2 separate regions of the Homo sapiens genome follow, and region 1 is linked to region 2. A link is a loop called in an ENCODE intact Hi-C map of the cell type or tissue named here. Cell type or tissue: A673. All regions are shown on one strand. Each heading gives the region's core, and the rest is flanking DNA. Links, peaks and the distances in the headings are about the cores only. Region 1 overlaps HACD4 (3-hydroxyacyl-CoA dehydratase 4). Region 2 has its middle 11 kb from the start of IFNB1.

Evidence for each region. Hi-C counts contacts between places; a loop is a spot of excess contacts. Peaks named below come from ENCODE experiments on the same cell type or tissue, not always from the same donor. Only the 100,000 strongest peaks of a DNase experiment are listed, where the experiment ranks them.
Region 1: it touches region 2 in a loop (2.9-fold over the local background); 4 of 110 quality-filtered maps call a loop at or near these places.

Annotation. Positions count from the first base shown.
Region 1 is chr9:20,999,568-21,015,635 of GRCh38, forward strand. It overlaps HACD4 (3-hydroxyacyl-CoA dehydratase 4), which reads right to left. Exons shown (of 7, transcript NM_001010915.5): 5 at 12,022-12,128; 6 at 8,454-8,579; 7 at 1-7,552. The coding sequence ends at 7,470. Among named protein-coding and RNA genes, the nearest start is that of HACD4, 24 kb to the right of the region's middle. In A673, for the core only: no CTCF peak of the experiment used is centred there; no DNase peak of the experiment used is centred there.
Region 2 is chr9:21,058,275-21,075,756 of GRCh38, forward strand. It overlaps the pseudogene IFNNP. Among named protein-coding and RNA genes, the nearest start is that of IFNB1, 11 kb to the right of the region's middle. In A673, for the core only: no CTCF peak of the experiment used is centred there; a DNase peak (open chromatin) is centred at 11,997.

The DNA of each region.
Region 1 (16,068 bases), core at 2,090-10,089, 64 kb before region 2:
TCTAGAAGTAGCATGTTAAGATACTTATATAAGTTGAAAGAAAAAAACAAAACTTATGTGTCTTCTAAATATAAGGAACGCTTTGAGATACAATTGAAATTCATTACCTAATTAAGCCGATAGATTTCTTGAAATATATTTCTAGATGTAGTAGTGGCGTTCTTTAAAGATAGAGTTGCACACACAATTATGGGTGTCTATTATGTGCCACTATACAAGTTTCTGGGGTACAATCTGAACAAAACGTGTCATCCCTGCTCTCATGGAACTTACAGTCAGAGAATATAAATCACTAAACCATCATGAAGTAAGAACAGAACATGTTATAAATGTCCTACTTCTGCAAAGCCCTTTATAATTTGCAAAAGTTTAATTTACCATATGTCATTTAGTCTTCATAATAACTTTAAGTGGTTAAGGAAACTGGAACTCAAAGAGTCATTCAGTTAGTAAATAATGGAGCTTGATCTCAAATCAAACCTAGTGCTCTTAATTCCAGACCACATTATCTTTCACAAGAACCCCATCATTCAGCTGAATACCATGAAGTAACAATAGACACCTACATGTATGTGATGAATTAAGGCATACTTTTACTAATTGACTTTCATATGGAATTAACTAACCTTATTTTAGATGAGATTTAAAACTCCAGCTACCCTTAGCAAAAATAAACTAGTTAGTAATTCTTACTTGGCATGTTAAAAACATGTTCAGAACTACTATTTAAGGATTTTTAAAGCCATAAAAAATCATCCCTGTTCTGAAAACATTGGTGGCTTTTATATAAGTAGTTCTTTTTAGCAGTTTTCTTTCTGTCCAAAGCTGAAATAATTTAGACTCAAAAGCAGTGGTTCTCAAACTTTTCTGTGCATGAGGCTCATTTGAGGAGTCTATCAAAAGGTAGGATCCTGAGCTTATTCCCAGAGCTTCTGATTCAACTATCTTTAGTGGAGCCCTGGAATCTGCATTCTAAACAGGTGAACTTGTTAATTGTGGCTGTTGCTCCCTGAACATACAATCTGAACACTACCCTGGAGAACCATGTCATATCAACATTAGCATATAACTCAGACCGAGAAGAATATTAAAATTATCCGAACCAACGGGAAACATTATAATTATTAAAAAGCAGTAATAAACAAGTGGAAGATAGATACTGGGTAAAGGAAGATAATTTTTAGCATATTTTAACCTTAATTTTAAATCACTTTAACACTTTAGTACCATAAAATGTTTTCTCCATAAGTAAACTTAAATAATTGTAAGATTCTTTCTTTGGGGAAATATTTTGGACATTGAGATTGTATCTATTTGTACTTCTGAAATAAATACAGTTTCTCACATTTGACAACTTGCTCAAGGCAGGCAAAGTAAGGAATAGTTTAAAAAAAAACATTAACTTAGGGACCTTAGTGAGATGTAGTTACCATATTATTAGATTGAAACGTTCAGTTTTCAGCAAAAAAATAACAAGGCATACAAAGAAACAGGAAAGTATGTCCCTTTCAAATGAAAACAAAAACAAAAACTATCTCTGAAAAAGACTTGATGGTGGATCCACTAAAGGCTCTACAACGACTGCCTTAAGGATGTTTTTTAAAGAACCAAAGAGCATGCGGAAAAAGTCAAAAAACCAATGGATGAACAAAATGGTAATATCAATATAGAGAAAATCTAAGACGATACAAAAAAGAAATTCAAGAGCTGGAAAGTACGATAATTGAAATGAAAAACTCACTAGAGGTATTCAAAGGCAGATTTGGGCAGCAGAAGAATCAGTATACATGAAAATAGGACAATGGAAATTATTAGTCTGAGCAATAGAAAAAAATTGGAAAAAAGTGAACAGGGTATAAGGATCTGTGGGACCCATCAAGCAGACCAACATACACATTGTGAGGATCCCAGAAGGAAAAGAGAGAAAGAAAGGAGCAGAGAGAATATTTGAAGAACAGCCAGATAATGACCAACAAACTCCAAGTAGAATGAATTCCAAGAGATCCACACAACTATCAAAAGCCAAAGACAGAAAGAGAATCTTGAAAGTAGCATGAAAAAATCAATTCATCACATATAAGTGATCCTTAATAAGATTATCAGATTTCTCATCAGAAACTTTGGAGGCCAGAATGCAGTGAGCTCACATATTCAAAGTGTTAGGAAAAAAATATATCATCAACCACATTTCCTGTATTTGACAAAACTGTTCTTCAAACGTGAGAGAGAAATTAAGACATCCCCAGATAAACAAAAGCTGAGAAAGTATGTTACCACTAGACCTGCCCCTGCCAGAAATGCTAATAGGGGTCCTGCAAGTTGAAATGGAAAGACACTAAACAGCAACTCAAAGCCACATGAAGAAATAAGGATCTCAGTAAAGAAAAATACATGGGCAATTATAAAATCTAGTACTTTTGTAACAATGGTTTGTAACTCCACTTTTTGTTTTCTACATAGAGACTACTGCATTTTTAAAAATTGATTTTGGACACACAGTGTATATAATTTTGTGAAACTTAAAGGAGTGATAGACAGAGATATAAAGAGCAGAATTTTTGTATATTTTTGAAGTTCAGCTGGCATAAGTCCAAATTACCTTCCGGATATTAAATGTCACCCTATGGTAACCACAAAGAAAACAGCTACAGAATATACACAAAAGAACTGAGAAAGATACTTAAATGCTTCACTATAAAAAAGTAAACTACACACAAAAGACGTAATGCAGGAAATGAGGGACAAAAAAGCTAAGCTATGTAGAAAACAAATAGCAAAATGACAGGAGTAAGTCCCTCCTTATCAGTCATCCTCAAAAAGGAAGAAAATTCTGACATATACAAAATGGAGGAAACTTGCAGACATTATGCTAAGTGAAATAAGCCAATTACGAAAGACAGATACTGTATGATTACATTTATATGAGGTACTTAGAGCAATCAAAATCATAGAGACAAAAAGTAGACTGGTGGTTGCCAGGGACAGGGCAGATGGGAGAATAGGGAACCATTGCTTAATGAGTATAGGGTATAAGTTTTGCAAGGTAAAAAAAGTTCTGGAGATGGACAGTGGTGATGGTTGCACAATATAAATTACTTACTACTACTGAACTGCACACTTAAAAAGGAATAAGATAGTATATTTTACATTTTACCACAATAAAAAAATTACTGAAAAAAGTTGTCTTAGATATGTTTTCAAAATATCTAATGGTTCCTATTTCATCTATGTTACTTAGATTTGAGAAAGTAAGCCTTTGTCTACACTGTACAAAATGAAATAGGGATTTGGTGAACATACAGTTAAGACAGATAGTCAAAGACATCAACTTTGCGATTTTGGTAACATCCGATTAACCAGATAGTTACTGTCTTGACTTCACTATGTCTGGGTTTCTTAACCTGGGGAACATGTACTTAAGTAGAAAAAGAAATTACACCTTTATTTTCACTAATTGATAATGAAATTTAGTATTCCTTTCCATTGTGAATACAGGCAACCAACCACAGTAGTATTAACAATTGTGTCTGTCACCAAAGGAAATGTAAGATCTTTTTATGTTACAATTGTTGCAGATATCTCAAATTACTGTCAATCCTCATTTCTGTTTTAAAATAATTATAAATTCACTTGTGTTTCTTTTGGTTTTCAATTTTAAGAAGTTTTTAAGTTAATCTGGTTTTAAAAAATTAAAGCATTATTTAATAATGAAATTTTAATTTATTATAATGACCCAGTAAAGTGTAGTTTCTCTAATTTTCTCTTTGTTTTAGTGATTGATTGTACATGTACTTCGGCAGTGTAAGGAGCCATCTTTATTTGGAGTGATTAAGATTAACTCACCTAAAATTTGCAAAGGGTTTATGTTCTCCTTGCACACTAAAGCTTTTCATAATTTTTCTGAAATTTAGAAGATAACTATAAAAGCAGAAAAAATGTAGCTTTTTAAAAGGATAATTTTTTAAAATCCAAATATATTTATAAAGATTTCAAGTAGCCTAATACTCAATTGTTTCTTTCCAAATGTTTTCTTTAGTGGAAATAAGTTACCCATTTTTAAAATTACATTTTTATTATCCTATTCTTACATCACAATATATTTAATACCTTTTTACATAGTTTCTAGGTAAGATCTTTATAATTCTTTACCAAAAATTGAGTGATACATCAATGATACAGCAATGACTATCAGTTATTCACACTTTTTTTAGATTTTCAAAGAAAGCATTTTTCAAAACTATGTAAGGACATATGACTTACATTACAGTAATTAGCAACAATTCAGTAATAATCCAAAACATGAATTTTCCTTTTTAAAAAGTACTTAGTATATTTTTATACCTTTTATCTTCCTGTATGTGTGTGTCATTATTTTTAAAATTAAAAAGAATACAGAATGGGGCATCATTTGTGTATTTGCTAAAGGTTTACTATTTTCATTAGGGTCTTCTCTTTTGAGATAGAGTCTCACTCTGTCACCCAGGCTGGAGTGCAGTGGCTCAATCTCTGCTCACTGCAACCTCCATCTCCTGGGCTCAAGCGATTCTCATGCCCCCAGCCTCCCGTGTAGCTGGGATTACAGGCATGCGCCACCATGCCTGGCTAATTTTTGTATTTTTAGTAGAAATGGGGTTTCACCATGTTGGCCAGGCTGGTCTTGAACTCCTGACCTCAACTGATCTGCCCACCTCAGCCTCTCATAGTGCTAGGATTACAGGTATGAGCCAGCATGCCTGGCCAGGGTCTTCTTTTAAGGCATCAAAGCCCAAATAACTTACAAGATGTTAACAAATACATGACATTAATGAATACTCTATCAGAGCACTAGGGACTGAATGCTGGTGTCCCCCATTAAATTCACATGTTGAAAATCTAATCTCCAGTGTGATGGCATTTGAAGCTGGAACCTTCATAAATGGGATTAGTACCTTTACAATAAGAAATAAGGGAGAGATGGTTTCTCCCTCCACCATGTGAACATATAGCAAGAAGGCATTCATCTGCAAACCATGAAGAAGAATCAGCTAGCACCTTGGAACCTCATCAGGAACTTAATTGTCTAGCACCTTTATCTTGGACTTCCCTGCCTCCAGAACTGTGAGAAATATATTTGTTGTCTAAGCCACCCAGTTTATGGTATTTTGTTATAGCAGCCAAGCTAAGACAGCAATTAGTACCAAGAAGTGTGGTGATGCTATAACCAATATATAAAGATGTGGAAGCAGCTTTGACGTTAGGTAACAGATAGAAGCTGGAAGAGTTTTGAGGTACTAGAGTACCTGGAAGAGTACTGGAAGAGTTTTGAGGTACTAGTTTTTTTGCTAGAAAAAGCCAGTATTGCCATGAAGGGATTGATAGAGGTGATTTTGGTGAGGGCTCAAAGAGAAGAGGGTGGGAGAGAAAGCCTCCATCTTCATAGAGAACACGTAAATCACCATGAAGATAATGTTGGTAGACATGGACAATAAAGGCCATTCTGATGAAGTCTCAAATGAAAATGAGGAACCTGTTATGGGAAACTGGAAGAAAGGTGATCTTTGTTATAATATGCCAAAGAACTTGGATGATTGTGTTCATGTTCTAGTGTTTTGTGGAAAGTAAAATTGTGAGCCATGAAATTAGATATTGAACTGAAGAGATCTCCAACCAGTGTTGAAGGAGTGCCTCGGTTTATCTTGACTGCTTAAAGTAAAATGTGACAAAAAATGAAGACAGAATTCTTAACAAAAACGGAACCAGAACTTAAAAGATGTGGGAAATTATCAGTCTGTCTGCATTACAAAAAGATAAGAAAACACGTTTGGTAGAGAACACTAAGAGTGTAGCAGACAAGTCATCCAATTAGATTTATGTGGGTGTGAACCACAGACCTAATCAGCCACCCCAGCAGGAACACTGCTAGTTTGTATTGAAAGGAATGGAGATGGGACAGAATGAGGGAAGACTGTTGGACTTCTTGAATTTGGGACCATAGAGCTATTCAGCTGTGAATGTACACTATTCTTCAAGAAAAGGAGAAACTGACCCGGAACAATGATTCAGAGAACATCAGTGGTACCTTCTCAGTTTCAAAAGGGGCAGTCATTGCCTTGGTTTCAACAGGCCTGACAGCTTCCGCCTGGTGATATGGGGGTCATCCTCCTCCAACATAGTCCTGGGGGCAATACCTCTGCCTCACTGGGTCCTGAAGCCAGAGTATCAGGCCAAAGAGGATTATTACTAAGACTGAAGATCTCATGGTGTTTGCCTTGCTAGGTTTTGGACTTGCTGGGGACCCATTACACCTTCCTTTTTTCCTGTTTCTTGCTTTGGGAATAGGAATGTCCACCCTTTGTGTGTCCCACCATTGTACTGTGGAAGCACATAACTTGTTTCATTTCACAAGTTCAAAGCTGGAAAGGAATTTTACCTCAGGATGAATTCTACCTTGAATCTCACCCACATCTGATTTAGACGAGACTTTGGACTTTAGAGTTGATGCAGGAATGAGTTAAGACTTTTGAGGCTGTCGAGATGGAATGTATGTATTTTGCATGTGAGGAGGACATGAATTTTGTAGGACCAGGTACAGAATGCTATGGAGTGAATCTTTGTGTTCCCCCAAAATTCATGTGTTAAGCCCTAACCTCCAATATGATGGTATTTGGAGGTGGGGCCATTGGGAGGTAATTAGATCATGAGGGTAGAGCCCTCATGAATGGGGTTAGTGCCATTATAAGAGACATAAGAGAGTTGATCTCTCTCTCATGTGAGGACAAAGAAGGACATCTATCTGCAAACTGGGAAGAGGGCCCTCACCAGAAACTGCATTAGCTGATGCCTTGATCCTGAGCGGAATTCCCAGCCTCCAGAACTGTGAGAAGCGTTTGCTGTTGTTTAAGCCATTCGGTTTATGGTGTTCTATTATAGCAACCTGAGCTAAGACATAGGGCTTGGAAAGATATTTAATTTTCTAAACATATCTAATGTTTAGGGTGAGTATTATTAGATCTGAAGACAGACATCTGTCTATGAAATATGTTATTCTAGGCAACTGTGGAATATATTTTCCATCCCTCTTCTCCTACAGATCTATTTGGGAACTTGGAAGTGAAAAAGAATACATGTAATTTAGGTTATCAAGTTTGGTTTCTTAATTTAATTGAATCTATTGCAGCTAATCTCCTATTTCTCATTAAACTTACAGGAAAATAATCAGACTTCATACAATGTAAGTATAACTTGTATAAAATCCAAATGAAGCAGGAATTTTGGTGAAGCAGGGTATGGAGAATATATATGTCTTAAAAATACAATGTGTGAAAAACATAGCCTGTTATGTCTAGAGTTTTGGGGGTATGTGCAGTTATTTCATGTAATGGATTTTTATCAAATACAAGGTATTTTTCCACCAGAATACTTCCTGTGTTTTATTTACTGCACTGAATCCACAGCCTGTCTTTTCTCGTGTCACACTGGAATGCTGTACTTCACATCTTCTTTTTTTTAATGGGAAAGATTCCGAGGATGTCTCTTCTTTCTGAGTATAGATGACTGTAGGTAAAATACATACCTAATATGGAGAAAGAAGTTGCAAAAGTAAGTAAGGTTAACTATTTCTCTGGAAGAAACAATGCTTTTAAAATACAGTCAGAGTGCTGCCCAAATCCAGGGAGAAGACACTTGCAAGGGAGATGTGAGAAGGAATGTTTAAAGAAGTGTCCAGATTTTATGCAGAAAGAGAGGTAAATCAAACTCTTCCATCCTACTTTTTTTAATGCAAGGAATTGTCTTCCTTTCTTTAGCATAGCTCTCTCCACCTTCCTCTAAAGTTTCACATTTTTGTCTTTTCTCTCTATATGTTGTTCATATGTTTGATATCTGTTACCTTCTAGAGATAATCATTATTTTGGAGATTTGTGAAGGTTAGAGCTGGGAAAACAAAAATTTAATAGTGAAAGTTTTTTCCCCAATTTCCTGGAAAATGATTAGGTTTAATGATCAAATTTATTCAAGGGTAAGTTTTTGTTCCATACATTTCTCTTGAGTCTGTAACACCGACTCCCATTTGCCTGATAGGAAGTGCCAGCTTGAAAAGCCAAACAAACAAGAAACAAAATGGATATAAATGGAAACATCAGAAATAGCCAATTCTTCTTAGTTTGACATCTAGGTTTTATTTGTAGATACCTGTGCACATGGTCAAAACTTCTATATCTCATACATAATGCAGCTATATTTTCTGATAGTAAAATTGTTCTTATTTGTACAGTGAAAGTGAAATATATGATCCCATGATGCCCTGCAAAAAGCATTATAACCTCCAGGGGCTTTACTAGCAAGATCTAGTTCATGATGTCAGGCTTCCTCTTTGGTCTCTCCCATGTTTACCAACCTGTATATTAAGGTAGACGGCAAGCACTAACCAAAAAGTACAGGAAAAATGCAAAAACAAGACCAAAAAAGCCACTTACCTATAAAGAGCATCATGAGATATATTTTCAGCACATATGGGAAATAGATGGATAAGTCAAAGGGCAGCTTGGTGGAATAAGTGCCAAATGATTCAAAATAAGGCAGCGATTGATAGATGGCAAATGCTGTTAAAAAAGAAAGGCATCATAAAGGTATTCCTCCTTAAGTTGTTACAGGGATGTGTATATATGTCTTCATAGTTGTAGGATATTTTGAATTTGATAATGACAGTTTTGTAATAGTTGCTGAATCTTTTTGCTAAACCTAGTTTAATATAGAAATCTGTGAAATGATTAAGTTGGCAAGGTGCTTACAGCAGTATGACTTGTTGAATGTTTGTCCATGGTATACCTTATTGTGCCTACAGAAGAATTTACAATGTTTCTTAAAATGTTATCTCAAAATACATTTGTCCACCTAGCCACAAATAGGGGTGATAGAGAGATGAACTTGGAAAATGGTGCATATATTTTCCTCTTAGAGTTTCACAACACACATTAACATAGTAGAACACATATTAACATTGTGAGAAATTCTGTAATAAAAAAATACCACCTAGCCTTTCCTCAATGTAACTGGCCTTAGAATATCTCCTTCTTCCTTCTTAACCACCAGTAGTATTTAATAAGTATTTTGAAGAACTCTATGAGAAATGCTGGCCTAAATTATTTTGAGGGAGGGGGCTGGTATCAGGTAAAAAAAAGATTAAAGTTCAGTAACATTGTATCCCATGTATAGATATTTTTGGTAACATTTCATGCAATGAAATGTTAATATGCTAACATGATGTAAGATGTTATCATTAGGGTAAGCTGGGTGAAGGGTACATGGGAATGGTGCACTATTTTTGCAATTTCTTATGGGTCAAAATTATCCCTACATAAAAAGTTTTTAAAAAGAGAAAGATGAAGAAAAGGCAAGAGTTCACAACTGTTAGAGCCAAGCAGAGGTATGAGTAGCATCAGTGAAGGATCTGCCACTGACACCAAATATGCAGTTTAAGGTTAACACAGGCCGCACCTATGTCTCTAGCATTTTATCAGTATAATTAGTTGATTTTGTTATTTACATAAGCTTTGTTTTTGTCTTATATCTGTCAGATGGGAAATTATAGTTATTAAAATTATTAAAATTAAAGTTATCGAAAGTTTAGTAGGTTTATTTAACTGCGCAGTTTTATACTTTGGGACATCTAACATATACAGAAACACAGAAAGATAAAATTACAATTATCTGTATTCCACCATCCAGAGCATTATTGACATTTTTGTCATATATATCTCTAGACTATTTTCTGCATATACCTTATTTTGTAATTGCAAGAATAAGTTTATGAAGTTAATAAAAGAATAAGGGTTGTATGGCAACCATATAAGAACATGGCTTTCCTAGAAAAGACAAGGATTAGAATTATGGAATAACAAGAATGCAAAAGTTTCCTATACATTTATCCACCCCTTATTCCTAGGAAGGGATTAGTCATATTTCTACCTTATTCCTTTATATATTCTTTTAAATTTGATTAAGTTTTAATTGGCAAATCATAATTGTATACATATATGAAGCACAATGTGATATTTTGATATATGTGTACAATGTGGAATGATTAAATCAAGCTAATTAACATATCTACCACCTCGCTTACTTTTCGTGGTGAGATTTGAAATGTACTCTTGGCTATTTTGAAATATACATTATTAAGCACAGTCACCCTGCTGTGCACTAGATCTCAAAAATGTATTCCTCCTAACAAACTTTGTACCCTTTGACCAACAGCTCCCAATTTCCTTTCTATATTCTCTACAGTACTATGATTTAACAAAGATAATGTATTTGATATTTCAATGAGAGGTTACTTGATTCTTAAAGAATGGACAATCAGGTTCTTACTGTTTTCAAGACAATTATTCTTTAGATCCACTTGGCATAGTCTATTCCAAAATTAATAATTCTTCCTTTTGAATCAAAACAAATTTAGAAATTCTAACATGATTTACAGTAACAAGCTCTTTTTATCTGCTCATCAGTAGATAGAAAATATGTGTTTTTGTTTTATAACTGGCTTTTATATACTTTGGTTATTGTTAATGTCGTCATCATTTTATGTTAAACACCATGTCCTTATGTTTTTCCCTTAGTTACCTTAACATGCTTTCTTATTTTATGTCTTCAGTTTTGAAAACTTTAATCATGTCTTACAGAATGCTCCTTACCAGTCTACCAAATCCATTGCAGAAGAAAGCATATATTCTCCAAATATCCTCAAGCTCTGCTGACTGATGATCTGAATGATTTGATCTTAAGTTTTAGGTTTATATTTAGGCTATATAATTAGCCTACTCATACTCAATAATTCATTCTGTGTTCATTGAGCATGTATACTGGTGCATAAAAGAGAGGAAGGAAGCAAAGAAACAGACTCAGACATCCTGGTACCCCCCCCCCCCCCAGAGCTTACAGTCTAGTCAAGGAAATGGACATTAATCAAAGAATCATACAAATGTGTAATTATGCTGATATAAGCCCTGTTAAGACAGCAGTCCCCAACCTTTTTGGCACCAGTTACTGGTTTTGTGGAAGACAGTTTTTCCACAGACCAGAGGAAGAAGGATGGTTTCAGGATGGTTCAAGCACACAACATTTATTGTGTACTTTATTTGTATTATTATTACATTGTAAGAACAAAATAATTATACAACTCACCATAATGCAGAATCAGTGGGAGCCCTGAGCTTATTTTCCTGCAACTAGATGGTTTCATCTGGGGGTGATGGGAGACAGTGAAAGATCATCAGGCATTAGATTCTCATAAGGAGCACACAACCTAGATCCCTCACATGCACAGTTCACAACAGGGTTTGTGCTCCAATAAGAATCTGATGCCTCCACTGATCTGACAGGAGGTAGAGCTCAGGCGATAATGTGGGCAATGGTGAGTGGCTATAAATACAGATGAAGCTTCACCTGCTAGCCTACTGCTCACCTCCTGGTATGCGGCCTGGTTCTTAATGGGCCACAGACTGGGATCATGGCCTAGTTTGGGGGCCCCTGCTATAAAAGATTCATGATACTGTACCCAGGGGAACTCAGTTGAGGAAGTCAGGGAATGCCTCCCTCAGAAAATGATGATTAATCTCAAGGTAGAGTTAACTAGTTGCTGAGAGAGGGTAGGATACATAGTAAATGGTAAGTGGGAAAGACTCACCAGAGGGGACTGAATTTCTGTGCATTAAAAGTTAAAAATCATAGAATCTCTAAATGTTAACTTCTTTTTGGTGAATAAGCAGACTCTGAGAGGTTAAATGAGTTACCCAAAACTCACACAGTGAGTTAATGAAGTGAAGGCCTCAGATGCCGTTGCTTTTTGTCCAGTATTTTGTCTACTGTGCAGAGCTGCTTCCCTCTTCAACTTTGCCTCTTTGCATCAAGGGAAATATGCCAGTAAGGATACACTGAGTGAGCTAAGCATTCGCAAAAATAGTAATTTAATCATCAAAAAATTTAGTGAACCATTATAACTAGATGGCTTTTGTCAGTAAGCAATACAGCAAGTCACTCTTTTCTTACCTTCAGCAAGAACACACAAAGGATAAATTGGCATCCATAGTGTTTGACTGAGCCATGTCAAGACAGCATAGGATATTCCTATGACTGATAACATGCTATAAGTGTACCTGAAAGGAGATGAGAAGCTCATAAACATCATTTTCTGCTAATATCTGGGAAATAGGAGAAACTACTGTGTAATTAAATACAGAGATACAACTGGAAAGTGTACAAATTGTATATTTTATTTCCTATAATTTAAGGAAGAGTTTTTTTTAAATGGGGGAAAGGGACCATGTCAATCTGGCTTGTCTCATGTGGTAGATCATTAATAATTATAAAGCTAAACAGAGCAAGTAACTCTTACTCCCTCCTCAGAAAAATACAGTTACAAATTTCCTTGATTAGTGACTTCAATTTCATTAAAAAGCCAAGCTCATTTTTTGCAGCAAGCAGCTAGGTTTTTTAATGACAGACATACTTGTAAATATCTCAGGAATTCATTTAAAAATAAAATGTGACTTCCAAATCTTTATTTGGCATCCTTCTGCTTCTGCAGTTGTACTATCTATGTGATCAATTAAAGAACTGGCCTTGGGAGCTGATTTGGGTATAGTAGGGAGCTTTAAGCCTACCACTGTGATGTAAAAAGTAGTCTACGTTGTGTTTTATTTCTTTGAATAGGACACTGGTTTTTAGGCTTGAGCATATATCAGAATCACCTAGATGGCATGTTAAAACACAGATTGCTGGGCCCTACTCCAAAGTTTCTGATCCAATGGAACTGTGGTACACCCCAGACTTTGTATTAACAAGTTCCAGGTGATGCTGATGCCACTGGTCTAGGGACCACACTTTGAGAACTACTAATATAGACAGACAATAAATACATATGGCAAAACTACCCAAAAAACCTTGAAAACATGAATGGGGAAGAGTAAATCTCTCTCAATCCAGGACCTGAATTCCACCCCTCAGAGACAATAGCCAATGTCAGTTTCTTAGGTATTCTTTCAAAAATGTTTTTGCATTTGCATATCTATGTGCATATTTACTATACAGAATATATACCAGCAGTGGAGGACCTCACTGAACATAGCATATAATCAAGCTTTTTGATCTTTACCAATCAAAGTGAAAAATGGTATCTCATCTTTTTCCCCTCATATTAGAAGAGTGGGTAAGCATGTTTTCATGTTTAAAAGCCACTTTTGGCCAGCCGTGGTGGCTCACTCACTCCTGTAATCCCAGCACTTTGGGAGGCCAAGCTGGGCAGATGACCTGAGGTCAGGGGTTCAAGACCAGCCTGGCCAACGTGGCGAAACCCCATCTACACTAAAAATACAAAAATTAGCCGGGCGTGGTGGCGGGTGCCTGTAATCCCAGCTACTCAGGAGGCTGAGACAGGGGCATCACTTGAATCCAGGAGGCGGAGGTTGTGGTGAGCTGAGATCACACCACTGGACTCCAGCCTGGGTGAGAGAGCAAGACTCCATCTCAAAAAAAAAAAAAAAAAGAAAAGCCACTTTTGATGAAGTCCAATTTATCTTTTTTTTCTTTTGTTGTGTACCTTATAACACAGCCAAATCCAGTCATCAAGATTTACTCCTATTTTTTTTCAAAGAGTTTCATAGTTTTCCACTTATATGTGAGTGGTTAACTTCATTTTTTTGTGTGTGTATATCCAGTTGTCCCAACACCATTTGTTGAAAAAGACTATTCTTTCCCCATTGAATGGTCTTGGCATTGTTGTCAAAAATTAATTGACCAAAAATGTGTGAGAGTTTATCTTTATCAATTTTATTCCATGATTTATCCTTACACAGTACCACACTTAATTATTGCTTTGTAGTAAGTTTTGAAATGGGAAAGATTGAGTCCTTCAACTACATTCTTCTAAGATTGTTTTGGCTATTCTGAGTTCCTGGAGTTTAAATATGAGTGTTAGGGTCAGCTTCTCAATTTCTGCAATGAAGTTATCTGGGTTCTAATAGGGATTGCACTGAATCTACAGATCAATTTGGGGAATATTGCCATCTGAACAATATTAAGTCTTCCAAGTCATGTGGGATGTCCTTTCATTTATTTAGCTCTTTAATTTTTTTCAACAATGCTTTTTCAACAATGTATAAATTCTGTGCATCTTTTGTCAAGTTTATTCCTAAGTACTTTATTATTTTTATGCTACTGTAAACAGAATTGTATTCTTGATTTCATTTTATGGTAGTTAATTGCAAATATATAAAAATAATTCATTTTTACATATTGATAATTTTTTATGTATAAGATGTCATCTGCCAATAGAGATAGTTTTACTTGTTGCTTTCCAGCCTAGATGCCTTTTATACCATTTTGTTTGTTTTCTGTTCTGCCTTATTGCCATGGATAGAACTTCCAGTACGATGATGAATATAACTGGCAAGTGTGGATGCCCTTGTCTTGTTCCTGGATATTAGGAGGAAGGCATCAGTCTTTCATCATTAACTATCATGTTAGTATGGATTTTTCATAGATGCTTTTTTCAGGCTGAGGAAGTCTCTTGCTCATTACTTAGGAAAAATAATGCTAGGGTAGGGTGGGATGATAAGTTTACCCCCATTTTACAGAGGAAAAAAAAGTTTCTAAAAGTTAGGTGCCTTGGAATTTCACTCCTAGGTATAAGGGAAATGAAAACATGTGCACACAAAAGCTTGTATATGGATGTTCATGGCAGTACTACTCATGGCCAAACAGTAGAAACCACCCAAATGTCCATCAACTGATAAGTGGATACACAGAAAGTGGTAAATCAATGCAATAGAATTTTACTCAGCCCAAAATGCAATGAAGTACTGCACATGCCACAACACAGAGGAACCTTGAAAACATTATGCTAAGTAAAAGACGCCTGTCACAAGAGGCCACATATTGGATGACTCCATTTATATGAACTTTCCAGGATAGGCAATCCATAGAGACAGCATATGTGTAGTTTCCAGGGGCTGAGGGAAAGAGGGAGAGGGGAGTGACTGCTACTGGGTATAAGGTTTCTTTTATGGGTGATCAAAATGTTCTAGGATAGTAGTGATGATTGCACATCTCTTTGGATATACTAAAACTCACAAATTTTGTATTTTAAAAGGGTGAATTTTATGGTATATAAATTATATCTTAATAAAACTGTTATTAAAATAAGAAAGGTTAAGTGATTTGCCCAACATCACTTAGCAAGTAAGTAGTGGAGGTGGGTTTCATCTAGAGAGATCTTCTACCTCTATGTCCAAAAATCTTCCTATGACAGCATGCTACTTCTTTCAGTGCAAATGTTGTTTTGTTCTCCAATGTATTTATTGAGCTTCTCTGACACTGAAAGAGTAAGCATAGCCAAGAGTAACATACTAGAAAGCTTCAATCCCAAATGATGTTCCATTGTCTCATGAACAGAAGTTATGGGCTACAAAAGTCCATGAAGTTTGCCCCAAGTCCACTAAACTATCAATTCAAAAATGAAAAATTACTAATTTATATACATAATTAAATTCATTTTACTTCAGCAAAAGATTTCATTCTAATTCACTCTAGGACTCAACTTATTATTTAAACATATTTTAATTCAGTTAAGTTATTGACAATATAATGAAAAAATTTACATACCCTTGGCTGAAAAACAAACTAGGGCTCTTTTGTTACCTATTCAAATCCAGATCTCTCAAGTAGGAGGGACGGTTCTTATTTAGGAAAGCTGACCTAGCAGTTAGGACACCTCCCCAGAGTGAGGCGTAAGCACTCACTGAGCAAAGGGGACTGTTTGACACCACCACTTGTAGAGGTAAGACTAGGCACATCTCACTGCAAAGTTTTAGAATTAGCACTAAAAGGACTTAAGTTAGTCATTTGAACCCACTGGAATTGTAAATGAATGTGAGAGTGCATTTTCTTCCTGAGAGGCCCTATATTTAAAAGATTCTTGAATGCACAGAAACTAACTGTAAATTCTGGTGATACAATAAAAGACCTGCTTTGCTTATTAAAGCAACCGTACTAAAGCAATTGTGAGGAATGCCTTTGTTAGGAAACAGCTGAGGGTTA
Region 2 (17,482 bases), core at 7,392-15,391:
TTGGGGAGAACAACACACACTGGGGCCTGTTGGAGGGTAAGGAGAAGGAGGGAGAGCATCAGGAAGAACAGCTAATGGAATGTTGGGCTTAATACCCAGGTGATGGAATGATCTGTGCAGCAAACCGCCATGGCACATGTTTGCCTGTGTAACAAACATGCATATCCTGAACATGTACCCATGAAATTAAAATAAAAATTGATTATAAAACCAAATAAAAGAATATATTTAATTTAAAAAATACTTTATGTATAAATATACAATCTTCTAATATTAATGTTTTAATACTATTTAATATGATAAATCTTTTGATAAATTAGTATTTGTGATTCAAATAATTTTTTTAATCCAGAAAATTGACGAAAATATTATCTTAAGTCACAGAAACCGAATTAAAAGTTGCTTAAAAATATCAAACAGATTTCTGGAGACATCTGAAGTGGTACTAGTAACCAACTCCAAATTAGTTATTTATGTAAATAACCTGTTTCTTGGTATTGGAGTCTTCTTGTGCACTGTTCAATAAATAGTAGACCCCTTCGGATTTCAACATGGATGACCTCCCAGGCACAGTTGCTATAATTTTGGTGGTGTAAGTAGTTGTGAATCCCTTGGAAATAATTTTTTAGTCTAAATATGGTATTCCCCCTTTGCAAGAGTGAACGGCCCTCTTTCCTGGTTTCCTGCTCCAAACACACCTCTGTCTTCTCTATTTGCTGATAAAGTCTACTTAGGAATCTCTCCAAGCTGCTTTCATTCCAAAAAGATTGGGAGACATTAAGGCTGAAAGTGTTGAATATCTGCTGTAACATTTCTTATTTGGCAATGAGGGCATTTTCCTTTGAAAACAGGTTACTTTTAGAAACCTGGAAGAATCTGAAGTTGCTCCTGTCCTTTAGACATTGCAGAGGAAATTTTTCTCCTAGGTTTTTTAAATGTTCTAAAATCTCCCAGTTGCCCTTGCACCTTTGAAAGTGACAGTCCAGAGAGAATGCAGTAGTGGTGAGAAGTAGCACCAAGGCCCAATCCAGCAAGCATTGACTAGTCATGTTGAGTTCCTTCACACTGCTGTTCCTTCCTATAAGAGAGCTCAGGTATCAGCTCTGACTGCAGGCTCCACATCTCCAAATTTATATATCTGAGGGAGCTTTGTTCTTGCACGGTGTTTCAGGATACCTCTACTGGTACTTTCATGTGGTCTTTGCCACTTTTCATTTACTATTTTCCAAACATAAACAAAAGCTTTGTAGCATCACCAGACAGCAATACATACATTTACTTTTATAATGTGATGGATATAAACTATCTTCTATGAAAGATCAACCATCAGTTACATGACAACAAAGCAGTGGATATCCTTGCCTTAATTTGCATTTTTATGCATAGACTGTACTGGCTTGCCTTCATCTACTTAGGCTTGTCGTTGTTCCAATCAAGGATGACTCTGGGTGAAATGCTCGTTTAGATATTTGGCATGGTTTTCAAGGCTTTGTTTTAGCTAATTGTATTTTATCATAAACTTATATTTCAAAGCCCTTCAAACATGGCACATTGTTTAACCTCTCTGCCAATTTCCTGATGTCTAAGGTGAAGAAAATATTATCACAGATGGTTGTTAGCAAGATTGGTGACTGATGATTGGCACGGAGGAAGTGCTCAATCAATGCTTATTACCATAATGACCATAATCACCATCACCATCCTCTTAGGGAGAAGAAGGCCTAGCTGCCCCTGCCACTGACACACTTCTCTCTGGGGTTTTTGCTCTGTAAGGGCAAGAATGTTGCAGAGACTTGTGGATGAATGAGTACTGAAGCCAGTCAAGATGCTGTTTTAAAATCCTTTGAGATTTTATGCTTTGTAATTTTATTTAACTAGGGCAGATGGTAGTGTTGAATGCACTGTGAACACCAACAGTTGATCAATGAGTAATATTACCAAGAGTAAGGAATGAGGTGAGGGGGTGACATTTTTTGAGAATAAATTATGTGTGGGCACTGTGCTAGATGATGCGCTACTGTATACAAGGCAGGTCAGAATACAAGGCAGGCCAGAATTGTCTGAAGGGAAAAGCTAGTCATGATGAGAAAAACTAAAATGAGTGGAGTAAAAAACCACCATATGATATTAAAGACAATAACAATCATCCTATATACTGAATAATATTTTTATATAAATTCTCATTATGGACTAAATGTGGAGCAATTATACGATCCTCATTTTACAAGAGAGGAACCTGAATCTCAGAAACCCAATCTTACCTGCTAAGGTTGGGTAAAGGTTAGAGGGACTGTGCTCAAAACTGGAGATGACGAAGAGGTTTAATCCCAAATCAATTGGTACTAGTCTTAGGGAGTGAGAAGGATTCAGAGGGCTTCATCTGGGCTAGGTGAAAAGAGTGCTGTAACCCGCTAGCACTGTCTGCTATGGGGTAAGGCAGCTCCCCTTCGAGCTGCCATCCCCATGTAAATGTTAAGCTATCTTAGTATGTGTCTTGTTTGCTTGAGCGTGAATGAAACAGGATATAAGTTTGGAGTGAATAAGGGGAAATTAAAAAGGCAAGATAGAAAAGGTGACCACAAACTATGAAGGAAACTGGAAAAATGATAATGATTTCTGTAGGCTAATCCTGCTTTCACAATCTGATATTAGAAAACAAAAAACACCACTTTTTTCTTTTCTTTCTTTTTTTTTTTGTAATGGACAATTTCTAAGATAGAAAATTCAGGGATAGTGATTTCCAATTGAACTTCTAACTGTGCTCATGGGGCAGTCCCATAGCCTACCAACGTTCATCTTTATGGAAGAGGAGCCTGAGCATGCAAGATGGTCACATCTCTCACAGTGCTTTTGGGAGGTCATGAATGGAAATTAAAAGCTATTATCTCAAATATGAAATGGCATCAAAATCCTAAACTATGCAGTCCTAACTGCAGGGCCAGTCAGCACCTGCTTCACCATAAAACAAAAAGGCAAACCATCATCTCTTTTTATTTTTACTGCCTGCCCTCCACGTTAATGTGCTACATGTGCTTGCCTTTGCTTAGCTAGCAGTGGAAAACCACTTCCCCTCTCTGTGGCCCTGAAAATGACAACCACATGTTGTTCCAGTCTTTTCTCTCAGTTTTATTTTCCAGGTCTTAACTCATGATTGCCCTCTGGGTTTCTGTAATGGTAAGGGAATGTTTTCAATTGAAACAAGAGTTCCTCCCAAAATGAAAGAACATGAAAACACAATTCTTCATCACATATTTGGTAAATCCTCTACTCTCCATTTGAAATTCAGAATTCAGGGGTTAAATTACAAGAGCGCTTTCAAGTACAGCTTGAAAAAACTGTGTTTATCTGAAATCACAGGCAATCTTTATGTGAGCCTGGGTATTAAAACTGTTTAAATGCAGTTTTTTGAGGAACACTTTTGAATGGAAATGGAGTCTATTGAAATAAAAACTTTAATTAAATCATCATTTAGCTATTATGAAATAAAGACCTGATTTCATTAGTGCATTCTAAGTTGTAGTTGCTGTTAAACATTTAAAAAAAATTGTTTTACTAATTATAATACAAAATGACTCTCGAGTTCTTTTGTATTAACTCCTTTAATGGTACCCAGGAAATTCTGGGTGTAGGATCTTCTCTTCTTTTTTCCATCAATTTAATAAATTCCTGCTTATCATCAACATGAAAGTCTGTTTGTATTTAACAAAATTTAAGTTTTCCTCTTCTAAATCCAGTATATTCTCTTATTACTAGGGCTTAATCTTTGTTTGAGTAGAGGTGAGTAACCCGCATAGCCAATAATAACAACTAACATTTGTCAAGCACTCCTTACCTTATGTATCAGAAACTGTGCCAAGGGATTTAGATGTAATATCTCATTCCTTAAATGTTAAGAGGTAGATCATTAATTAGCCAGTTTTTAAGGTAATGAAGCTAGACCTCAGAGAGATTAAGAAATTTGTCCAAGTCACACAAATTTATAAATGTTGGAGCGAAAATTCAAACGTAAATGTTCTTTAATCCAGGCCTTCTGTTTTAGATCTATAAAATCCAGCAGGAAAAGTCCTTTACATTCACTTATAATCTTAAAGAGAGATAGAAACCAGATAAAACATTAAAACTTTGAGTGATAGAAGTAAAAATCACATAGGCTCAAGCCTCTGAAATCCCCAATGGGCCCCTAAGAAATCCTGTAGAACGATTTGCCCAAATGAGCCAGCAGCAAAGAAGGGAAAGGTACTGAAGCCTCCTAAATCCCAATCTGGTGCATTTTCTACTAATGATATAGGCTTATGAGTGAGTAATTATACTTTAAAATTACATCAAGGTGTAAAGTAGTATCATTATGTGATTCTCAGAAATTAAGTTTAGGCTTATAACTATATCAAATAGAGCTTATGCTCATGTTCTCAGTTATCTTGTTGTCAGGGACATTGTGTAGTAAATGGAATGTCAGGATACAGCGAGAGCAAATGACTCATTAGGATTGTGATAGGATTGGAGACAATATATTTCAGTCCTTAAAACTGAGATAGCTTTATTATTACTACATGATTGTAAAAATCATTACCTGCTACTGAATGTGTTACATATTCAGAAAAAATACAAAGAAGAAAATTCATTCACAAATTTATCACTCAGATTTTTACCTTACTATTTTTATATATTAAATTCTAGGCTCTTTTCTATTCATATATGTATGGATTTTCCCACAAAATGGGGTTATATTATGCATATTGTTTAGAATGTATCTCTGTCACTTAACAATATGTTGGCTATGGAATACTTTCTGAGTCAACACACAGAAATCTAGCATAATTTTTCTTAATTAGTATAATTTTTATTAGCATAATTTTAAAAATTAACCTTCGAAGGTTAGAAATGTATGTTTTTCTCCTAAATTTGGAGTGTTTACAAAGTCTGAACCAATAGACACCCTTGTATAACACCTTTTGAAAATGTGTCTAATTCATTTATGCAGCCAAAAGACACATGAAAAAATGCTCATCATCACTGGCCATCAGAGAAATGCAAATCAAAACCACAATGAGATACCATCTCTCACCAGTTAGAATGGCGATCATTAAAAAGTCAGGAAACAACAGGTGCTGGAGAGGATGTGGAGAAATAGGAACACTTTTACACTGTTGGTGGGACTGTAAACTAGTTCGACCATTGTGGAAGTCAGTGTGGTGATTGCTCAGGGATCTAGAACTAGAAATACCATTTGACCCAGCAATCCCATTACTGGCTATATACCTAAAGGATTATAAATCATGCTGCTATAAAGACACATGCACACGTATGTTTATTGAGGCACTATTCACAATAGCAAAGACTTGGAACCAACCCAAATGTCCAACAATGATAGACTGGATTAAGAAAATGTGGCACATATACACCGTGGAATATTATGCAGCCATGAAAAAGGATGAGTTCATGTCCTTTGTAGGGACATGGATGAAGATGGAAACCATCATTCTCAGCAAACCATCGCAAGGACAAAAAACCAAACACCACATGTTCTCACTCATAGGTGGGAATTGAACAGTGAGAACACATGGACACAGGAAGGGGAGCATCACACACTGGGGCCTGTTGTGGGGTTGGGGGAGGGGGTAGGGATAGCATTAGGAGATACACCTAATGTTAAATGATGAGTTAATGGGTGCAGCACACCAACATGGCAATGTATACATATGTAACTAACCTGCACGTTGTGCACATGTACCCTAAAACTTAAAGTATAATTAAAAAGAAAAAGGAAAACAATGTCAAAGAAAACAAAACAAAACAAAACAACAAAAAGGAAAATTTGTCTAATTATTTCCTTAGGACAAAATACTAGAAAATGAATTGCTGAATCAAAGGGAATATAGTTTTAAGGCTTTTGGCAGCCTTGTTTTCTGCTGCCCTCCACTATCATACCAATTGCTAAATATTTGAATATCTAGAATAATATAATATGAAAATTATATTATTTTGTATTCAATGCATTTTTTTATACTAATGTTGGGTGCTTGTTATTTCTAAAGCATGGAGTCAATGACTATTGGTTGCTTTTCAAAGCTAATTGATGTTTGACACAGATTCCTACACTTTTCTAAAAAGCAATCTCTCTAAAATAAATTTACAAGGGATATTCTTATTCTCATTTATAGATGGGAAACCTGAGAAGAAAGAACATTAAAGGTACTGACTTTATTGACTCAGAAGAAATTAGTTTCTTTCCAACCTAGACCAGGCACTGATCAAAAGTACTGGCTGGCTCTCACCAAATGGAAGAGTGCCAGATATTCTAACATTGGTCACTTTTTGTGATTCTTCTTCTTCTCTCCTTTTTAATTTTTTTTGGAGTTTGCAGATATTTAGTTTTACTTTTATTAAAAATGGTTTTATAAATAAATTTTTTTATTCACAAATACTATGTGTTCAATACTGATGTTAGGTACACTTGTAACAATTCCATCCTGTTTCACCTGCCTGAAGTACAAAAACAAGCTCACATTCTTCTCTCTACAGTTATTACTGCATCACATGCACAAGTGTAAGAAAGATTTATACAATGCAATTAAATGAAAAAACATTCTTTCTCACTTTTCCGTCCCTACTTCCAATCTACGGAAGCAACTTGTTTTTCGTTTTGTTTCTTTTCTTTTGCCATTTATTATAAACCATGTAAATCTACATAATGTACCAAAATCCTTATTGATTTACCAATTTAGACTATAGCTTTTGACTTCATGTTCTAACTATAGTTTATTTATATCACTTTCCACCTCTCCTCTTTTCTCCCGTATTTTGTTGGATATTGCTGCAGCTGTTTTTATAACTATTACCCATTCTGTATTTCTTTGTTTTCCTTATTAACAGAGGCAATGTGTCCAGCTATAAACACATTCTAAGGCTCCATATGAAATATCAGAAACTCTGAGAGATCTTCCACTTCCTAATTCAGATAATACCCCTCCTACTTGATGAAATGTGGAGGCAATGCTTGCAGGTACAACCGTCATGTTATAGCCGTGAGTTGACAAATATAACAGTGACATGGTAAAAATAATAGAGCAGAAAAAGAGTGCCCAGCTCCCAGGCACATCATTAGAAAGCTGGCCTGCTCTAACTGCCTCCATCTAGATCTTTTGTAGGTGGAGAAGACAAACCCCTTTAGTTTAAGCTACTGCTAATAAGGCTGTTTGTTAGCTGTAGCTGAATGCATTCCTAACAGAAATAGTTATATTATTTTCATTCTTCATTGGTTCTTCACTGATAACTTTATAAGTATAATAAAATAATACACTGTAGGAATACATGTGAGTATAATGATACACTTAAATCTCTTGTTTCTTGTTTTATCTTCATTAGACAATATCTTATGACTGATTCCACTCTTTAATTATGTGTTTACTGTTATATTCAAAGAGATGCTGGAACGAGGAAGAGGTTAAAGAGAGATTATTTGCCATCTTGAACTAGGAATATCACATCTCTTTTGTATACTTAATTGGCTCAAGCTTCACATGACCTAGAATATTTTCCCCTTTCCTCTGGGGTACTTTCATTCTGTCATATAGCTCAGATGCTCTAAAAAGCCAGTGTTTCTCCCAAAGCATGGATAGCAGGATGCCCCACACCACAACGATCTTTGTTAGCTATTGTGGCCCTGTGCTACTACAGACCTGGACTTCCATTGCTGGAGTTTTCAAGTGTATGTTCACATTTATCCATTATTTTCAAAGCAGATTCCAAAAATGAGGGTGATTGGATCAAGAGAGATATATTGTCGGTCACATGAAGTGCCTGGAAGATGCTTTTGCTCTTCTTGCATGGTACTCAGCTGCCAGTCCAGATTCTTCCATCTCTCATGGTGCATTTCCTCTTGAGGAGCCCTTGATGATTCCTGGAAGCAGAAAGTCTCTACCCATCAAAACCAGAACAATCAGAGGCTTCAGAATTTTTTTTATTTTTGGCTGGAACTGTCTTAGTTTGGGGGGATTGTGTATAGTATAATGAAAGTATTGGCAGCCAGTAGGTTAGATGAAGATGAAGATTGCCTCTGGTGGAACCAAGGGGGATTTGAAAAGGGTTTACCTTTCATTCAGATCTATGAGTTATGTATTCAAGTATTCATTCATTCAACAAATGTTGATAGGTGGTGTGGTGCAATTAGTTAGTTGTGGAATCAGAAAGACCAGCCTGTCCTTGAATACTTCCCCTGCTCTTCACTGATCCCTGAACTTGAAGCAGATTCCTTAATTCTCTACTACTTGCTTTCCTCCTTTCAAACACAATGAAAATGCTATCTTATAGCAACTCAAGGGTTAGCAATAATATATGTAAAATACTCTTTCTCTCTTCTCTAATCACGGAGCAATAAGGGTGTGATTCCTGAGTGGCCCAGTCCCCCTGCCTCCTCAGGGAGAAGTATAAAGAAAGGAGGGGAGAAAAGATTTCTGATAGAGGAAAATCTCCAATTCCTGTTTCTGAGACCCCTGAGCTGCCCTTCCTGCAACAATTGCTTTGATGCTATGAGCAATTCTATTCTTGCAATAGATCCCATTTTTACATATTGTGGTTGGAGTTGAGTTTCCATCACTTTCAGCTGAAAGGGTCCTGAGGGTGGCAGCTGAAATCCTCTTTTCTTTGAGGGCATGTGGATTATTTGGTGAAAATAATGAAAGCTGAGGGAGAGAAGGCAGGCTCATCACTACGGGTAAAGCAGGTTGATATTTGTGATTGTCTGCTTTGCCAGCTAGGGAACCCAGTCCTGGGCGTCAAGAAGGACTTATCTTCATTCTCTGCTTCAATAGCTCTCTAAAACCTCTGTGAACATACTTATCTTGCCTTTAACTGCTCATCTTCTGCAATAGGACTGAGCTCCCTGAGGGCAGGCCTTGTGGCTCTAATGCCTTGAATGTTATAAGCTGTCCAACTCACATGTGTAGAATGAATAGTGTGTAAATAAATATACAGAAAATTAAGAATTTCTCAATTGTCACTCATGTGAATGTCTCCTAAATACAGTCTTTCCACTTAATAAATAAAAAGTTACTAAATAGTACCATTGCCTGAGCCAATTAAAGTTTTGCATATCTTAGAACCTTGCCTCTGCTATTTACTCACCAGTTAAAGCAAATTATTTAAGTTATCAATCCCCAGATCTCTAATGTGCACTTTGACAAGTATATATATATTTTTGAAATTCAAATGCTGTATTGAGAAAGATATAATCCATGCAGAGGGCATTATGACTAGTGTGCTTCTGGGTTAACTGTTTGGCCAGGAGGGAAATAATATTGCAACTAGTTGAAGATCATCGTTTTGGAGCACCTCCAGACCTTATTACTGCATGGTCAGACCTGGGGGAAAGAATGAAAATGTATTTCCTTCTACTTTGGTTCAGTTGATAGGCTATTCTCTATTGGAGACAAACTGTGTTTCACACACAACCAGCTGGGTGACCACTTAATATCACAGCAAGATGCAATCAGGCAGTGGGTTCCACAGGGTCCAGTCTTCTCCCAGTTGATCGATGGGAGCAGTTCATTAAGGTCAAAATATCAGAAATGTAAATAGTTCTTTCACTGCTTCCCTCCACCACTGTTTTCCCTTTGGGTTATTATCATTTATCACTTCTGGCAAATCAAAAAGAGAGAGAGAGAGAGGAAAAAAGGAAAAATCAGAAGAATGTTTAGACTGTTGGTGAAAATGCTGCTGCTGAATAAGATGATGTCTCCTTGGAAGTTACCACAGCTTGATAGCCATAATCCCTTCTCAGAACCTTTAGAAGGCTTTGTGGCCCTGTCTGAGTGTTCCCAAGTTATTCCGCTGGTGGGTTGCCTGTGTTTTTCCATTCCCAATTAATGACTGGATAAGGAAGTAAGAACAGAATAGGGAACAGGGGCTTATTAGGGACCAGTAACGGTTCCCTGTGACAAGACATCTAACAGATGAAACACTGTTCCTGTCATCCTTTTCATTTCTGCATTTATGTGGCTGGGTTACCAGGAGATAGGGAGAGAGATCAGTCTAGAAGTCCAGTATGGGGCACCAAAGCTAGTGAGATTTCCAGTGGGAGGCTGAGTTCAGGCAACAATGTCTGTGAAACTGAGCAATGAAAGAGAGAAAGCTTATTGGACATGCAGTCAGAAGATAAGAGCCTAGGTCATTTTCTAATTATACGAATATATTTGAGATGCCCATGGACTTTGTGTTAGGCTCTTATTGACCAGACAATTACATGATCATGGTGTCATGGTGTTGTTTTTAATTACAGAGATAATTGTCTGAACTATCTGGGAATTTCTACAGATTTTGTGAAATTTTACTTTGGATAGGGATGGGATGCTTTAAAATAGAGGCTCTTATATTTCAGCAAGAGAATAATAGGTAACAATTGCCTGCAAAGAAGAAAAAAAGCTACCATTTATTGATAGTATATGCCAGGAGTTTTTCTGGACAAGTCCTACACAGGTAGTAGATGCAATGGAGGGTTATTTACCTCTCCCACTTCCTTCTTTATACATACCTGCCAAGCCAATGGGAGCCTGAGATGAAGTCAAGGGTTTTGAATGAAGCAATTTGAAAATGAACCCTTCCTTGTCAACTATTACAGAAAGTATTATAATATAACCCAGGGAGGTTGAGCACTTGCGACTTAATAAACACAATTAAACCATAAGAAATAAGAACAAATTTAGATAAACAGAAAGAAAATGAATTTTTCATGCATACCACATTTATTATTTCAGGGGTGTGGCTTATAGTAGGAAAATAATCCATGGAACTCAAAGGTATATTGGAGTTTAGGAGAGATCCCGTTGCAGCCTGGAGGGGAGGAAGCTGTATTGAATATTGCTTTCCTCCCTTGTGTGGCCTACTCTTCCTTAATAGATGCTAAGGTGCCACATATGCCTGATAGACACCAATTGGTCTAAAGCCAGTTCGCCAAATATAAAATATATCATGCTTTAAACTATTTATAAGGCTTATAACAAATATAATGGAAGAAGTTATTTTAATAACCCTTGAATATTTCTATGGCATTTTATTATTTTAATTTATTTTTTAAATTGACAGATAAAAATGGCATGTATTTATTGCATACAACATGGGGTTTTGAACTATACATACATTGTGAAATGGTTAAATCTAGCTAACAAGTGCATTATCTCACATAGTTATTATTTTTTGTGGTGAAAACACTTAACACCCATTCCCTTAGCATTTTTCAAGAATACAATATATTATCATTAACAATCACCATGCTGTACAATAGATCCTTTGAACTTATTCCTCCTATGTAACTGTAATTTTGTATTTTTTGACCAACATCTCCCCAGCCCTCTCCTGCCCATCCCAACTGTCCCAGCTCTGGCAACCATCATTCCATGCTCTGTTTCCATGGGATTAACATTTTTAGATTTTACATGTAAGTGAGATCCCGTGGTATTTACAAGGCCCTGTGTTGGACCAAGTCATACATCCCATTTTTTGCATTTATTTCTCATAGAAATCTTGAAGAGTTTGGGGTATGATTGTTTCTAATTTATTTAACTTGCCCAAGACCATACTGGTACAAAGTGGCAGAACCCACAGTAGCTCTCAGGTTTGTATTATTTCATGCCCTGTGTTTTTGCCATCAGAGTATAGGAAACTTAAAAAAAAAAAAAAAAAAAAAAAAAAAACTTTGTACTTTCAATGCACAGACTTTCAATTCATGCATTTCTAGATTAGTAAATCATTTTCTGCTTTGAAAGTTATTTGTTTTACCTCTGGACTTTCATAAAAAGAAAATGAGCCAAGAAATTAAAAAGTGAAAGGAAAGAGAAATTTGCTGTGTATTTCCATTAAGTAATGTAAGCCATTTTAGTTTTTAAGCATTCCTGTGAGATAACAAAATCAGCTTGTGTCAGACTTGAGAGGGAAACTGCACACAGGGCTGTCTTGCTAGTACATGGATAAAAATGTAGTGCTCAAGAGAAGGAAATGCAGCCTTGCCAAGGGAAAAACGATGACTCATGATTCAGACAGTTGCTTACAAAAACCTTTGGAGAAAATATTCTCCGTAGAGTCTGGCAAAGGAGCAAATGGGAATTTCCTGCTATTCTCTTTAGAAAAAGGAAGAGAGAGAGAGTTCCCTTCTGCATGGGGATGGAAGGAGACCAACTGCTTGAGTGAGGACAGCAGTCCTTTCTGCAAAAGATCCCCACAGGCCACTGGACGTTAGTGCACCCACTTGGAGCAAAACCAGGAGTTGTGCTGTGCATGAGCTGCCGGGCAGTAGAGCTTCTTGTTCCTTCTCTAAATTGCAATATTTGTGCTATGTAGTTGGGTAAAAATAGCATTTTGGGTGGTAGTAGATGATTACAGGTAGTTAAGAGTATAGTCCCTGGTTCCAAATATGTCTCTGTTCTTTACCTACTGTGGATTTGGTCAAGTTACTTAACCTTACTGAGCCTCAGTTTTCTTATGTATAAAAAGGAGAGAACAATACTTACCTCATAGATGTTCTCTGGATGATTAAATAAGATGGTCTGTCTATCTATCTATCTATCTATCTATCTATCTATCTATCTATCTATCCATCCATCCATCCATCTCTCTAACTATCATCTATCGAGCTAGCTAGCTAGCTAGCTAGTTCATCCTCAGCAGATCCCTTGCAGAAAGTAAGTCCTTAAGAAATGTAGCTGTTATTGTTGTGTTTGCATTGTACTATCATTGCAAATATTTCCATTATGAAGACACAAGTTAAAAATAGTTGCCTTGATGATTTCTCATGAAATTAAATATGGAATTACTGCATGATTCAGCAATTTTATATCTGGGTATATAGCCCAAGAAGTAAAAGCTGGGACATGAATAGATATTTGTATACCCATATTCATAGCAGCATTATTCACAATAGCCAAAAAAAGGAAGCACACTAAGTATGCATCAATGGACCAATGAATAAACTAAATGTGGTACACACACACAAACACACACAGCCTTAAAACAGAAAGAAATTCAGAAACATGCAACAACATAGATGAAACCTGAAGACATTATATTATACTAAGAAGAATAAGCCAGTCACGAAAGGACAAAGTTTATATAATTAGTCATATGAGGTACCAAGAGTAGTCAAATTCATAGAGACAGAAAGTAGAATGGTGGTTACCAGGGGCTTGGAGAAGGACAAATGAAGAGTTGGTGTTTAATGGCTTCAGAGTTGCAAATGAAAAAGATGAAAGAGTTCTGGAGATGAATAGTGGTGATGGTTGCACGACAATATGAATGTACTTAATGTTACAGAACTTAAAATGTAACTTAAAAAAGGTTTAAATGCTACATTTTATGTATATTTTGCCACAATATGAAAATGGGAAAAATCATTTCCTTAAGCACTGGAATTTGTAATATGTAACTTGTATTGCACTTGGTGCAGATATGCAATGTGTGAAGTGCTCTTGGCTTTTCCCCCCATAGTTTTAGCACGCAGGGATCGTGATCCACTTCTTGGACTATCATTTAAAATATGGAGTATTGCAAATGTGCCATAAGTAAAAACTTTTAACAATCTAACCTCTAACTGACAATGAACTTAGACTGTAAGATAATTTTTTATTTCTAAGAGCCTGTTGATTTAATCTCATCTTGGAGTCTTATAAAAGAGATCTTAAGACATCAAACAATGTATGTTGAGTTTAACAAGGGAACACAACAAGATGCTTTGGCTCCATTTTATTTATTTTTCAGTAAATTTATACTTTTTTATTTTTCGAGAGGTTTCAGTGAAGTACAATGACATGTAATAAACTGTACATATTTAAAGTGGACACTGTGATAAGTTTTAACATGTATATACACCCCTGAAACCATCAACACAGTCAAGATAGTGAAAATGTCCTTGCGCTCTCAAAAGTTTCTTTGTGTTGCTTTGTAATCTCTCCCTCCATCTCACTCCTCAGTACTACTGCCCCCACCCCCAGGTAACCACTAATCTGCTTTCTGTCATTATAGATTAATTTTCCTTTCTAGAGTTTTATAGAAATAGGCCAATACAAAATTTATTCCTTTTTGGTCTCTTTTCTTTTCTTTTTTTTTTTGAGATGGAGTCTCGCCCTGTCACCCAGGCTGGAGTGCATTGGTACAATCTCCGCTCACTACAACCTCCGCCTCCTGGGTTCAAGTGACTCTCCCGCCTTGGCCTCCCGAATAGCTCGGATTACAGGCAATCGCTATCCTGCCCTCTAATTTTTGTATTTTTACAGAGATGGGGTTTCACCATGTTGTCCAGGCTGGTCTTGAACTCCTGACCTCAGGGGATCTGCCTGCCTCAGCCTTCCAAAGTGCTGGGATTATAGGCATAGCCACTGTGCCTGGCCCTTTTGTATTCAGCATAATTTTTTTGGAGATTCATCCATGTTATTGTGTGTATCAATGATTCATTCCTTTTTATTGTTGAATAATATTCCATTGTATGGATATACTACAATTTCTTTAATCATCCATTTGTGATGGACAAACAAAGCTCCCACAAACATTCATATACAAGTCTGTGTATATGAATGTTTATACACAGAAAAGAATCCTTTCTTTTCTCTTGGATAAGTACTAGGGAGTCGACTGGTTGGATCATGTGGTAGGTATATGATTACCTTTTTTAAAAACTGCAAAAATGGTTTTCCAAAGTCATTGGACCACTTTTTGAAAGTTCTAGTTGCTCCACATCTTTGCCAATCCTTGATATGGTGAGTCCTTTTAACTTCAGCCATTCTAATAAGTATGTAGCAGTGTCTTATTGTTGTTTAATTTGCATTACATTAAAGGTTAACGTTATTGGTCCTTTCCTGTCTTGTTTGCCATCTCTGTACCTTCTTTCCTGAAATATGTGTTGAAATCTTCTGTTTGTCTTTTAGTGGGTTATTTGCTTTCTTATCACTGAATCTTGAGAATTCTTTACATATCAATACAACTTCTTTATCAGAGAGGTGACTTGCAAATATATTCTCTCAGTCTGTGACCTGTCTTTTAATCCTCTTAAGAGAGTCCTTTGAAGTGGGCTCCATTTTTTTAAAAATTCGTAGGCTAATTGTTGGGGGATATAATTTGAATAATGCGTTATAGGTTTTCTAGGAACACCCTCTACATGAATGTCAAAACAGAATAATAACTGAAACATAATTGTCTGATTTGGTGATAACTATGATGTGAACATGTTTTTGGAGTACTCTCCATCAGGTCAATTAACGAGTTAAATGGTTAAATGGATCCTACTAAATTAGGAGAGTATAATTTTGTGCTGGCACTACTAGTCCAATTTTTGAGTTTGTCTTAAACTATCCTAGTAAATTTTAGGCAATTAAACTAATGTTTAAAAAGCAACAATTAATGTTGAGAACAAAAGGACTCATAAAACAGTTCATTTTTTAGGCTCAGCAAGCACCAGTGCAATGTGTTTAGAGAAAATGTCTGCAGTCAACAAGGTATGGCTCTGGGTGACATTCATCTTCTGACTCTATTACCAGATGCTGGCTCTCTCTGTGTTTCCCACAGCCAAACCCGTCAAGAAGAAATCCATGTTGATGAGGGCCCCCACAGTCTGTGCTTGGCAGACCTCTCATGCATCAGAAATAGAGCTTGGCCAAGAGGGCTGGTGAACTTTGCTCAGAAAGGACAGAAGCTATGGCAGGTCCCCATGATGGAAAGGGCTCCCCTGGGACCAAATCATTTCACATTCATTATCTGACCTACACCACCAACAATCCTTGAGAAAGATTTTACCATGTTAATATACTAATTTGCTATTTGCATGTCTTCTTTGATGAAGCATCTGTTCCAATATATTATCCATTTTTATTATTTTATTTATTATGTATTTTATTGTTTTATTAGTGGTTTTGTTATTATTGAGTTTTCAGAGATTTTAAAAAGTATATTCTGGAGATGAGTCTTCTATCAGATATGTGATTTGCAAATACTTTCTCCCAGTCTGTGGCATGTTCTTTTCATTTTCTTAAGAGTATTTTATGAATAAGTTCCTGATCAGATGTTATCTGAATACTTGAACGTGTTTAATGCCACCTAAAATGCCTAAATAACACCTTTGTTGACTGCAAAAAAGACTATACAAATGTGTGCTGATATTGCCCTGCATCTGCATGTTCATATATTTAAGCAAAATTCATATATTTGTATGTAACCCAGATGTTCACCAGTGCCTTCTTACTGTTCAAGAGCTAGATAAGACAGTTCCATCTCCTAATCCAGCTTTGTGGATTCCTAAGGTGTGATATGGGAAGGGGGAAGGTGGCTGTGTTGTCATTGTTTTGCCTCCTGTTTCTTCTAATTTGGTTCATCTATGAAGATCTGGCCACCCCATGTTTGTTCAAACATGAGACCGGGCACTTTCTATGATTTGTACACAGAGGTTTTACGCAGAGGACTTTTTGTGGTAGCCATTTTTATTGAAGTTTTGGAGATGATGTCGGACAGAGTTTCAATACATCAGCGCACACAATTTCATGCTGCACATGAGCTACGCTGTTTGGAAAATTCTTTTTTCATTCCCACCAGCAAAATTTTCATTGTCTGACTTGTTCCACGTAGTGTCACAGTTCCAGAGCTTTGGGGGATTTCTGTCTGTCTCCTTTCTCCTTAAAAGCTGACACACAAAACATGCTATTGATATTTTACTGTCTTTTCCGTTGCCACACCCATAACCTCAAAATCTCACTAGATATTGAGTGAAGCCTCATTAGATATTTTTCTACAGACTCATTAGATATTTTTCTAAACAAAGAGTGTTTTCCTTAAGACCTTATTCTGGTGCCAGCCAAAGTAATATTATTATTTTACTTTATTCCTCATGCCTAGTCATCGGTTCAGCACATGCAAATGTGCACCTTTGGGCTAGTTGCCTTCATTTTTATTGGAATTAATTTTAATTGTTACTTATCTTCTACTGGTTATGGACTTATTTTTGGCATTCTGGATGGGTTGACATGCTAAGCTGTGATACAGTATTTCTAATTCTGCAGAAGTGGCCTCTCTCCTGTCATTCTTGCCCCAACACGGAGGTAGAGCAGGTCTTTTCAAGAACTTGCCAGTTTCTGGGCCAGTTTAGCAGTTCAGCTCAGAGAAAGCAGTGGACAATAGGGGCCCATTGCTGAGAGAGATTTCTTTAGTTTCCTCTTGGCTGCTCTAGACACTGCCTGGACTCCGCATTGCTACTTGCTGATCTTGTCCTTGACTCCAGGAAAAAGAGGAGTTCGGCTACAGAAGGGCTTTTGGCAGAGCAGGGGTGGAGAGCTGGGGGAAGGATGAAGCTTGAGGGGGGCTTGACTGGTTTGAGTCAATGGCAGCAGGCCCCCCATGATGACATTTCTTGTTTGCATAGCCCGTGTGTGTGTTATCCACTTTGAACTGGAAGGGGGAGCCCTGAGTTCATTGTCTACACAATAGTAGCTTCTCTGGAACTCTTAATGAACAGATT